Regions from separate parts of the Homo sapiens genome. Here all the other regions are linked to region 2. A link is a contact called in ENCODE Hi-C or POLR2A ChIA-PET data. All regions are on one chromosome and are shown on one strand. The core of a region is the stretch at or near the end of the contact, and the rest is flanking DNA. Distances in the headings are between cores, read along the strand shown. Region 1 holds the start of GVQW3 (GVQW motif containing 3). Region 2 holds the start of DHCR7-DT (DHCR7 divergent transcript). Region 3 holds the start of LIPT2-AS1 (LIPT2 antisense RNA 1).

Region 1 (3,613 bases), core at 98-2,597, 4.9 Mb before region 2:
AAGCAAATACCAGAAGGGAACAGCCAAAAGTTTTTCAAAGTTATGGAGAACAGCAAGGAAAATGGTCCAAGAGTCCAGCAAAGAGTAATGAGGAGGGCCATGGCACATAGGGAGGAGTGGTGAAGACTGAAAAATACGTGAGCAGCCAAAGAAGGTGCCTAACAGTGAGGCAGCATCCTAGTTCTGGTTCAGCTAACTCACATTCCTCTCACCATGGGGTGAACCAATTCTCAGCTACCCTGGGGGGAAGGCTTGTTGAAGATGACGCCTGCAGAAGCTGACTGGCAGAGTAGTGGACTCTGGGATGGGATACCGGCAGGGGCATTTCCCCACCAGCTTCACCCTGGAGATAACTCCATGTTTCAGAACCTGTTACCTTTTTCCTCAAACATGAGCTATTTTTCCTAGTTTCCTTTGAAAGATCGGACCGAAAGTCAAGTTTTCGTGGTTTAGGCTCACCCTTCAAAACACCCGAAATAACTTTTGCAGAAATCTTCCTCATGTTCAAGTTTTCTTTCAAAATGAGCCTAACAGTTTCTTTGTCTAAATTTAACTCTTCAGCCATCATCCTCACGGTTAACTGCCTGTTTGAACAAACCAAGTCCTTGACCTTCTGGATATTGTCATCTGTTCGGTGGGTGACTGGACGCCCACTTCGGGCATCATCTCGAACATCTTCCCGTCCTTCTTTAAACCTTTTGTGCCAGTCAAAAACTCTGGCCCTTGACATGACTTCATCCCCATAAGCTTCTTTTAAAAGATGGTGGGTCTCACTTGCAGACTTGTTCAATTTCACGCAAAATTTGATACTAATCCTTTGTTCTAAATAGCGGTCACTCATTCTGGCACTGAACAACACAGGAACGTTTAACAGGCCACGACTGTAAGGGAAAGACGGACAGATCAATCTTTATAGGGCTGCAGGTGTAATCATATCGCTCTTCTTGCTCTTCTAGAAGCCTCGCCGGGAAAGAGTAATTGCTTTTATGAATTTTTGTCCCTCAGCTTCCAGTCGAGGCTGGGGAGATCCGTTCTGGGAAGCCAACAGTCGCTGCAAAGCTGGGAAAAATTAAATCGCCTACAACCACGTCTGCATCAAACCAGTGCACGCACATCTGCCGAGAGTTTGCCAGTCACCAAGGTCGCTCCGATTCCGCGGCCCTTAAGGAGTATATGGCGAATTCTGCAAGAAAGGCCTAAGTGGTGGCAAATTAAGCAAGCAAGAAGAGATGCATCGGTGATGTAACGTGCAAGCTCGCCCTAGATCTGCAGAAACCCGCGCACGCCAAACCTACCGGAGCAGCCCAGGAACCGCCTGCTCTAGCGTCCCGGGAGACAGGCGCGCATGCGCAATTCTCTCTCCCCGCGGATTAGACTGTGCGCAGTCGCACTGCGGCGGCGCGCGCCAGGTCCCGCCTCCGCCTCGCCACACCCCGGCAGGCGCGCTTCCTTGCGCGTGCCCGCCTGCTGAGAAGGCGGAAAGGAGGGGCGGGGGAGGAAGGCTGAGGGAAGAGAGGGCACCCCCGGGCGTCAGGGTGCATTGTGGGAAGGAGGCGGCAGCGTCTCGGGCGGGCGGGAGGTGCACCAGCGGCGGCGGCGGCGGTAAATCCTCCCGGCCGCTCACAGCACTGTGGAGCCGCGTCCCCAGCCCGGCCTCGGACCGCGGCACCCCTCCTGGCCCTCGCGGCTTCTAGCCCGCCCGCCCCTCCCCCGCGCGTCGGCCCTGCCGAGCCGGCCGGCCGGCCTGGCTCCCCTCCCCGGCCCCGACGGGCGGGCGGACTGCCCTGAGGAGGCGGGGAGGGGAGGGCTGGGCCGGCCGGCGGGCGGGCGACGATGCCGAACTTCTGCGCTGCCCCCAACTGCACGCGGAAGAGCACGCAGTCCGACTTGGCCTTCTTCAGGTTCCCGCGGGACCCTGCCAGGTAAGCGGCGGGCGCAGAGCGGGCGGCCCGGGCCCACCTTCGCGGTGAGCGCTGCCAGCCGCCGGCCCCTGGCGGGCTCCCGGGCTGGCTGAGAGGGGCGCAGGAGGCGGGCGCAGCGCACTGCCGTCGACCCCAGCGTTGGACCGAGATGGGGAGCCGGCCCCGAGCCGTGGGCGGGCGGGCGTCCGGGGACCTCGGAGCACGTGCGCTGGTGGGGGCTCTGCGCGGAGGACACCACCCCAAACGCGAGGGAGCTGGGGCGGCGCGCGGACGCGGGATGCTGTGGGTTCTCGCCGTGGCTCACTTGCTGTGTGACCTCGGGGGAGTCGCTTTCCTCTCTGGGCGTTAGTTTCCTTAGCTGTCAAAAGAGAGCAGGACTCTATGGTTGTGGCCACTGGGGCCTTTCCCTCTCCTTGCCACCACCCCCGGGACAGTGTTTCTGTTTTGAGTCCCGCTACCTTCTTTCATCTCATCGCAACTGCTTTCTCCTTCGGACTTGTCATTGCACGGTTCAGGATTCATTTTCTGGCTGTCACCGTTACTCATTTTCTCGCTTGGGTATTGTAGGGATAACAGAGGGTGTACGCGTGAGGGCGTGGAAATTGGTATTGGAACCTCTTCCTTCGGATAACCCCCACACACTGACATATTTAGGGAATGATAGCATAGGGACTGTGTTTGAAAGGCTGAGATGTTTCATAGGCCTGTCTTGTTGGTTCATTCATTTAAAATCAATGCCTACTATGTGCCGAGCGCAAATGTTAGGTGCTGGGAGTTCATGGGTGAATAAGGGTGTCACTGCTTGCAGAAAGCTCTCAGTCCAGTAAGGGAACAGGTGCAGCAACGGGCGACTATAATTTATGTTATTTATTAATTAGTTCAATTAATTATTGAAGGTCTACTTGTGTTGGCATTGTTGTGAGCAGTGGGGGTTACAGATGAACAAATCGAAGTCCTTGCTTTCATGAAGATTACATTCTAATGGGGGGGGAATAAACAAGTAAAATACGTAGTGTGTCGGATGATGATAAATACTGTGGAGAAAAATAAACAAAGGTTAGAGGGTAGGGGAATAAGTAGTATCAAGGGACGCACAATTGCTATTTTAAATACAGTGATTAGAGAAGGCCTCACTAAGAAGGTGAATTTGAGCAAAGACCAGGTGAAGGGGCCAGCCATGGAGATACCTTGGGCAGCAGCATTCCAAAGAAGGCAAAGACAGGGCAACCAGGAGTCCAGGGAGAGGGACTGGGAGAGAGGTGAGATGAGACCAGAAAGGTGTGTGTATGGTAGGGGCAAATTCTTTAGGTAGGACCTTGTAGGTCTTGGAAGGCACTATGGTTTTTATTATGAGTGAAATAGGAAGTCATTGAAGGGTTTAGAGCAGAGACTTAAATTTTAACAGGATCAGTGGCTGCTCATTAGATTGTGGGGAGGCAAAGGTGAAAGCCGGAAGACCAGTTAAAAGGCTGTTGTAATAATCCAGATTAATAGAGGAGGAGATGGTAAATTTGAGATATGGTTTGAAGGTGAAGCCAACATCATTTGCTAATGGTTTGGAGGTAGATTGTAAAAGAAAAAGAGAACTTAAGGACGACTTCAAGATTTTAAAAATCTATGTTGGCCAGGTTGGTCTTGAACTCCTGGCTTCAAGCAGTCCTCCTGTGTCGGTCTCCCAAAGTGCTAGAACA
Region 2 (3,704 bases), core at 415-2,914:
CATAAAAAGATGTTAAAATTCTGTTAAACTTCCCTAAAATTTGTCTACATAAATGATCCCAAACATCTACAGTTCAAAATACTGATTTCCATTCTTTAAAATCTGTGCTTCCCAGGCAGCCTGTCCTCAAACTTTATACACTTAAATAAACTCTCTTTAAGCTAAATTCTGACCTGTTTGGTTATTTCAGGTTGACAGCCTTCTAACAAGATAAAACATGCTCTATGTAGTATATTATCCTGCCAAAAAAAGTGCATAGCCTGAATGCACAGTGTGGCTCCCTGATTAGATCCTGGGGTTTAAAAAAGGGCTGTAGGGCAGAGCTTCACACCTGTAGTCCCAGCACTGTAGGAGGCCACAGTGGGTGGATCGCTTGAGCCCAGGAGTTCGAGACCAGCTTGGGGAACATAGTGAGACCCCCCCCCCCACCCATCTCTACCAAAAAAAAAATAGCGTGTGGTGGTGTGCTCTTGTAGTCCCAGCTACTCAGGAGGGTGAGGGAAGAGAATCGCTTGAGCCCAGCAGTTCAAGGCTGCAGTGAGCTGTGATCGTGCCACTACACTCCAGCCTGTGTGACAGAGACCCCCGTCTTAACAAAGCAAAACAAAACAACAATAACAAAAGGGCTGTAAAGGGCATTATTGGGACAACCGCGGGAAACTGGAGATGGAAAATAGATAACAGCATTGAACTGATGTGGTCATTGTATTTTGGTAATATAGGAGGTTCTTGTTCTTAAGGAGTTGGATACCGAAGTATTTGGGAGGGGGGTATCACGGTATCTGCAGCTAATGGTGGGGGCTGAGTGGGGAGGAAAAAAGAAAAATACACATATATAAACACAGAGGGAGAGAAATGAAACGTGGCCAGCTGCTCACCCCTGCTGAACCTAGGAATCTGCGTGCTCACTTTACGTTCAACTTGTTTGTATGCTGAACATTTTTCAAAACAAAAAGGTGCAGGGAAAAAAGAAAACATGATGTCTCTCTGAGGGCCACAGAGACGTGGCAACCAGATCGCTCTGACAGTAAGGCCTGTTACCCGAGCTGTTGGGTGTGGGGTCAGCAGACACCTTCAGCTGCCCCCTCCTCCAGGGCTGCCTCGCCCCAGGTCATGCCCTCGCAACGTGGCCCGTGCGTCCGGCTCGCACTGTGGCTCAGCTTCTCCCTTTGCCCAGTCCTGCTGCTCCCTCCCCTCCCGTCCTCGCACAGGTGTGCCCCCCTAATAAGCAGGCCACCCAGACTCCATCTCGGGTCACTTTGGCGGTCTCCCAGCGGCGAGCCTTCCCTGACACCCATGTGTTTACCTGATCGTTTATGGAGGATCCTCTTCGCCCCGGGACGTGAGCCCTAGGACCAAGAACTGTGTCTGTTTTGCTCCTTGCGGTGCACCGGCGCCTGGACATACGCTCCATCAATGTGCGTCGCGAGCCGCTGAAGCCCCATTTGCCGAGGGGGAAACTGAGGCACGATGATCCAGGTGATGAGCCTGGCGCGTTCTCCGCGCGGCCCACGTGGCCACTCCGCCACGCCCCACCCCCAGCTGGTCAGCTGGGATCCCGAAGAAGCGCCAGAGGCTGCGCCCACCCACTAGGGCCCGGGCGGGCCGGTGGGGCGGCAGGGCGGGGCCTGGGCCGTCAATCTCGAGTCCGGCCGCTGCCGAATGGCGGGCGCGGTGGGCCCGGAGTCAGCTCAGGCTCCTCGACCAATCACGGGGCGCGGAGCCGCCGGGCGTGCAGGGTCCGCCTCCGATTGGCAGGCAATCGCTGACATCATCCGGGGGCGGGCGCCCCTGCCCTGCGGGTGACTCCGACCCCTGGCTAGAGGGTAGGCGGCGTGGAGCAGCGCGCGCAAGCGAGGCCAGGGGAAGGTGGGCGCAGGTGAGGGGCCGAGGTGTGCGCAGGTGAGTGGCCAAGGTGTGCGCAGGTGAGGCCAGGGGAAGGTGTGCGCAGTGGGGGGCGCTTGCCCAGGTGAGCAGGTGCCCACTCACAGGGCGAGGGTGGGGTCAGGGGTAGGGGGCGTGCGCGCAGGTGGGGAGAGGGTCCAGCTCACAGGCGAGGGGCCGCTGGGGCTCCGGGGAGGCGGGGCGGAGGCGTGGATAGTCCCCCTCCCCCACGAGCCGGCGTCTGAGGGATGCTCTGTCCCCGCGCTGTCTGGAGCTTCCCCGGGCGAAGGCTGCCTGGCTCCGGGGTCGGCTCCTGGCCCCATGCCGCGCTCCGCGGCGGCTCTTTCTCCTGCCCCACCTGTTGTTCGCCTCCCTCTTTGTCAGTGCTGAGCCAGGCACAGCAGCTTTGCGATGGGACTGGCTTGTCCGCCGTCCTCCCTGACATGCGGCTGTTGAAGCCCTGAGCACTGGACCTTCTGCCTCTTGCTTGACTCCTACTGTGGGCCTTGAGCTTCTGCCCTCTCCTGAAATGTCAGCTGCCTGCGGTCTTATTCATTTTTGTGTTCCTTGCAGGACTTTAGCCGGTTGAGAAGGATCAAGCAGGCATTTGGAGCACAGGTGTCTAGAAACTTTTAAGGGGCCGGTTCAAGAAGGAAAAGTTCCCTTCTGCTGTGAAACTATTTGGCAAGAGGCTGGAGGTAAGTGTATCTCAGTGCCCTGGATCGTGGGCGCAGGCTATGGCTTCACAGCGTTGAAAGTACAGACAGACTGGTCCACCAGCTCTCGAGTGCCAACGACTGTCTGTGCCTCTTATGAGTAAAATACAACATACCAGGGCACCTCCCCTTTGTCTGTTCCCAGCCGTCTATTGGGAAGGATGTTACTTAGATGTTTATTGCACAACTCAATGCTTGTGGCTAAAGAGCTGACTCCTGGGTGAATGAACTCTGTAATAAGCTAAAAGTACTTCTTTGGTCTTGTTTTAATCCCTTTTGACAACATTCTCCCAGTGGCTTTTTCACACTTTAGTTCTGAGGTTACACATCCCCTGACCCTTTTGCAATTTCCCAGTGTTTTACATAATTGATAATGTTGGTACCAGGCATTGTCCCCTTGTAGCTTATCCATGGCTTGGGGCAAGACGAATGCCACCCCATTCTACTTAGCCTTCCTGTAAGGCAAGTGTGCATGTGGGTGGTCTGGATTAACACCAGTCAGTGTGGGAACTAGGGATCGGAGGGAGTGGGGGCACTGAGCTGGTAAGTTTTGGCTGGGAAGAAACTAAGCTTGTATCTTACCTTGATGAGAGCCTGGGGGAGAGGAACTGTCTAAAGCAAGCCAGCTTGTCCAGGTGGCTGTGATCTTGAGATCAGACTCACTAGCGTGTCAGCTTTTCTCAGAAGTAGTTTTCTTTCATCCACTTTGATTTTACAGATATAAGGAGAGTGACTGGCACTCGCCAGGCTCTGTATTCAGTATTTGGGGCCGGAGAGAGACACGGTCTCTTCCTATCAAGAACTCTTCGTCTTGTTTTGTGCATCATAGGAACTGCATAAACTAACTTGTGTAAATTGAATGAAGTGCGGGTACTGAAGTTCTCACACTGCATAAGGAAAATGTCTTTCATCGTTGAAATTTTTTAAATGTGTGTGAATTTTTATTAAAGTAATTCATGCACACATTTTTTTAAAAATCAGTGTTAAAAGGCTTCAGAAGAAATACTCTCTACCACATCCCACATCCGACAGTCTTGCTTGCCAGCAGCAAACACTTTTCATTCTTTCAGCTACTTTTGTGTTGTTGTTTGTACCTACTTGTTT
Region 3 (3,943 bases), core at 1,376-3,875, 3.0 Mb before region 2:
ACTTTTGCTCTGCAAAAGATACGGTTAAGAGGATGAAAATACAAGCCATACACTGTGAGAAACTGTTTACAAAGCACATATTTGACAAAGGGCTAATATCTAGAATATATAAAGATATCTCAAAACTCAACAGTACGAAAAACAATTAATTAGAAAATGGGCAAAAGACATGAACAGACATTTCACTGAAGGGAATATACACATGGAAGATAAGCACATGAAAAGATGTCTTACATCATTAGTCAATAGGGAAATACAAATTAAAATCACAATAAGACACCACCACACACCTATTAGAATGGCTAAAATAAAAGCTAATGCTCATGAGGATGCAGACAAACTTGATCATTCATACACTGGTGGTGGGTATGTAAAATGGTACAGCCGCTCTGGAAAGCATTTTGGCAGTTTCTTAAAAAACGAAACATGTAACTACCATGCAACCCAGCAACTGCACTCCTGGGCATTTATTCCGGAGAGATGAAAACTTAGTTCACACAAAAACCTGTACACAAATGTTTACAGTACCTTTACTCAGAATATCTGAAAACTGGAAACAACCCAGGTGTTCTTCAGTGAGTGAATGGCTAAACAAACTGTGGTACATTCATACTATGGACTACTACTCATCAATAAAAAGAAACGCGCTATTGATACATGCAACAACTTGGATGAGTCTCCAGATAATTATGCTGAGTGAAAAAAAAATTCTAAAAGGTTGCACTCTGTATGATTCCATCTATACAACACAGACGTTTGCCAGGAATTAAGAAGCAGTGTAACTACAAAGAGCAACATGAGGGATCCTTGTGGTGATGAAAATGTTCTGCATCTTGACTTTATCAATGTCAGTATCCTGGTTGTGATATTGTACTACAGTTTTGCAAGGTGTTTCCATTGGGGGAAGCTGGGTAAAGGGTACATATAATCTGTCCATATTATTCCTTACAACTGCATATGAGTGTCCAATTTTCTCAAATAAAACATTTAATTAAAATAGTACATATGTGATTTCTCTTGTCCAAACCCTGATTGATAATTTGAACCCTTCATCAGACTGGAAAATTTCTCTTCTATTCCTAGATTGCTAAGTATTTTGGTCAGAAGAGGTGTTTATTTTTGCCAATAGATTTATCTGTATTTTTTAACATAATCATAGCTTTTCTTTAAAAAAAATTTTTATTATTTCTTCCAATGAAGGCTTTTCTCTTTTAAGGTAAATTACATTGTTTGATTTCAGAATGCAAAACCAACCTTGCATTCCCGGGATAAACCCTACTTCATCATGATGTATTAATCCTTTTATAAATTGCTGGATTTGATTTGCTAATATTTGCTTAGGATCTTTATGTCTATGTTTATGAAATGTTTTTCAGACACCTATGGTGTCTGAAAAGTCCTCAGTAAAAATTCATTGAATTCAGACTTGTTTAAATGATACTCTAACTGCAACATAGCTGATGTTGTGGTCCAGACACCCCCTCAGGGCCTAGACAGTCATTCCCTCAGCTTCTGGAGTTGGTTACTGATGATACACAACTGAGTCCTTCTCTGGGGGCCGCCCTCCACCGAGGGAAGCAGTCTTGCCAAAAAAAAAAAAAAAAAAAAAATCACAGCTCCTCCCCAGGTGTAGCCTGTATCCATGACTGGTCAATGCAAGGATAAGAGTTTCTGGCCCCCTTGCTTTAATGTGGAACTACTCTGAAGGGTCATCCTAGGCTCCAAGCATGCCTTGGGATTGGTCAAGGCCTCTGCTGCAACTGTTTTGCAGGCCAACTTCTTCCTCTGCCTACAAATTCCTGCTTCCTTCACTTTCTTACAGGTGCTGATCTTTAAGTTCTCCCTACCTCCACCAATAACCTTGTAGGCAAGCTAATCTCCCTCTTGCGTCCCCCAGGGGCTCAACACAGGACACACCACGTTACCCTGTTTTATTTTTCTTTTCATAGCATTTAACACCTTATACGTGAAATAACCTTATTTACTTAACACTTAAAATACTTATCGTCTGCTGTAAGAATGTAAGCTTACCAGGACAGATCTTTCTCATACGCTATGCACCGCTGTATCAAGCGCCTATGGCAGGGCCTGCAGAACACAGCAGGCACTAAATACTGGTTGTTGAATGAACCGATGAGTCTGGCCCCGCGCTTTTGGTCCTGGGATCACATATCCCCCCTCCAGCTTTTAACACGCACCTGGGAGCTGCGGCTCGGGGTGTGCCCCCGAGTCCCCGCCCCTCAGGCCACGCCCCCAGGCCCACGGAGAGGGCGGGGCCCCGCGGACGCAACGGTGGGCACGATGCGGCAACCCGCCGTTCGGTTGGTGCGCCTGGGTCGGGTGCCGTACGCCGAGCTACTGGGGCTGCAGGACCGCTGGCTGCGGCGGCTGCAGGCCGAGCCAGGCATTGAGGCCCCGTCGGGGACTGAGGCGGGCGCGCTCCTGCTCTGCGAGCCCGCGGGGCCCGTGTATACGGCCGGGCTGCGCGGCGGCCTGACGCCCGAGGAAACTGCGCGGCTACGGGCCTTGGGCGCCGAGGTGCGCGTCACAGGCCGCGGTGGCCTGGCCACCTTCCACGGCCCGGGCCAGCTGCTTTGCCACCCGGTACTCGACCTGCGGCGTCTCGGCCTGCGCTTGCGCATGCACGTAGCGTCGCTGGAGGCGTGCGCCGTGCGCCTGTGCGAGCTCCAGGGCCTGCAGGACGCCCGCGCGCGGCCCCCGCCCTACACTGGCGTCTGGCTAGACGATCGCAAGATCTGCGCGATCGGTGAGCGCCGCGGAGCAGGGCGGTACCTGAGAGCCGAGGTCGGAGCTTGAGGCCTGGGGGCGGGGTCTGACGGGGCTGGACCAACGGAGGTGAGGGCCGGGAGGAGGCGTATCTAGCGCGGGTTTTGAATCACAGCTACCCGCTGCGTTTGAGTTTTTAAGCCCCTTTTCAGATATCGTATATTCAGAAGCAGAAGGCTCCTCACATCTAGTCCAACACGCATTTCTGTTAAGGGAGAGACAAGAGAAGTGAATTGCCAGGTTACGTCCTGCGAATGACAATGTCATGGCAAATAAGGGTGCTAATTTTCAAACTTTTTTTTTTTTTTTTTTTTGAGACAGAGTCTCGCTTTGTCACCCAGGCTGGAGTGCAGTGGCGCAATCTCGGCCCACTGCAAGCTCCGCCTCCCGGGTTCACGCCATTCTCCTGCCTCAGCCTCCAGAGTAGCTGGGGCTACAGGCGCCCACCACCAGCCCGGCTAATTTTTTGTATTTTTAGTAGAGATGGGGTTTCACCGTGTTAGCCAGGATGGTCACGATCTCCTGACCTCGTGATCCGCCCGCCTCGGCCTCCCAAAATGCTGGGATTACAGGCGTGAGCCACTGCGCCTGTCCCCAAGCTTTTTTTTTTTTAAGTATTGGAATCTGTTAAAAGACATTTCCTGGAATCCTCATGATGAGTGCAGCTGCTTGAAGCCACGCACCCCTTCCTTTCATTTGTTTCCTTTTCCCATCTGAGTACAATCCCTTGTTTCTCCAGAAACAAAATTTGAAAACCGGTGATCTAATCCAGTTTTCTCATCGCCCTGAGAGGGACACCAAAGCCCGGAGAGTGGAGGGTATCTACTCTAAGACCCTTTGGCTTGCCTTGCAGGAGTCCGCTGTGGAAGGCACATCACATCCCACGGCCTGGCTCTCAACTGCTCTACCGACCTCACGTGGTTTGAGCACATCGTGCCCTGTGGACTGGTTGGGACAGGCGTCACTTCCTTGAGTAAGGAGCTCCAGAGGCACGTCACCGTGGAAGAAGTAATGCCACCTTTCCTTGTGGCCTTTAAGGAGATCTACAAGTGCACACTGATCTCAGAGGACAGCCCCAACTGAAGAGTACTCATAACAGCCAGGATGCTCCTGCCTTGGGAAGCATGAAGTCTGACTTGAGTCACCTACTGAAACC

Evidence for each region. Hi-C counts contacts between places; a loop is a spot of excess contacts on that map. ChIA-PET counts read pairs that join two places held with the same protein, here RNA polymerase II (POLR2A). Pooled maps may share reads with other maps.
Region 1: a pooled map shows a loop between it and region 2 (25-fold over the local background). The contact joins the promoter of GVQW3 here to the promoter of DHCR7-DT in region 2. A Hi-C loop is called at or near these places in 6 of 50 pooled maps.
Region 3: a map of CD8-positive, alpha-beta T cell shows a loop between it and region 2 (24-fold over the local background). The contact joins the promoter of LIPT2-AS1 here to the promoter of DHCR7-DT in region 2. A Hi-C loop is called at or near these places in 1 of 168 maps with a recorded cell type or tissue (CD8-positive, alpha-beta T cell) and 7 of 50 pooled maps. POLR2A ChIA-PET finds 5 or more read pairs at or near these places in 1 of 52 experiments (CD4-positive, alpha-beta T cell).

Annotation. Positions count from the first base shown.
Region 1 is chr11:76,379,057-76,382,669 of GRCh38, reverse strand. It overlaps GVQW3 (GVQW motif containing 3), which reads right to left and starts at 1,347. Exons shown (of 2, transcript NM_001347885.2): 1 at 377-1,347. The coding sequence starts at 841. THAP12 (THAP domain containing 12) reads left to right here and starts at 1,538. Exons shown (of 5, transcript NM_004705.4): 1 at 1,538-1,922. The coding sequence starts at 1,834. RefSeq lists a silencer at 1,260-2,189 and an enhancer at 1,832-2,333.
Region 2 is chr11:71,446,488-71,450,191 of GRCh38, reverse strand. It overlaps DHCR7-DT (DHCR7 divergent transcript), which reads right to left and starts at 1,664. Exons shown (of 2, transcript NR_186309.1): 1 at 1,307-1,664. It overlaps DHCR7 (7-dehydrocholesterol reductase), which reads left to right and starts at 1,799. Exons shown (of 9, transcript NM_001360.3): 1 at 1,799-1,902; 2 at 2,458-2,582. RefSeq lists an enhancer at 1,266-1,767 and a silencer at 1,493-2,132.
Region 3 is chr11:74,492,062-74,496,004 of GRCh38, reverse strand. It overlaps LIPT2-AS1 (LIPT2 antisense RNA 1), which reads right to left and starts at 2,625. Exons shown (of 2, transcript NR_171028.1): 1 at 2,032-2,625. LIPT2 (lipoyl(octanoyl) transferase 2) reads left to right here and starts at 2,281. Exons shown (of 2, transcript NM_001144869.3): 1 at 2,281-2,767; 2 at 3,641-3,943. The coding sequence starts at 2,302. The coding sequence ends at 3,870. RefSeq lists silencers at 2,046-2,295, 2,406-2,515.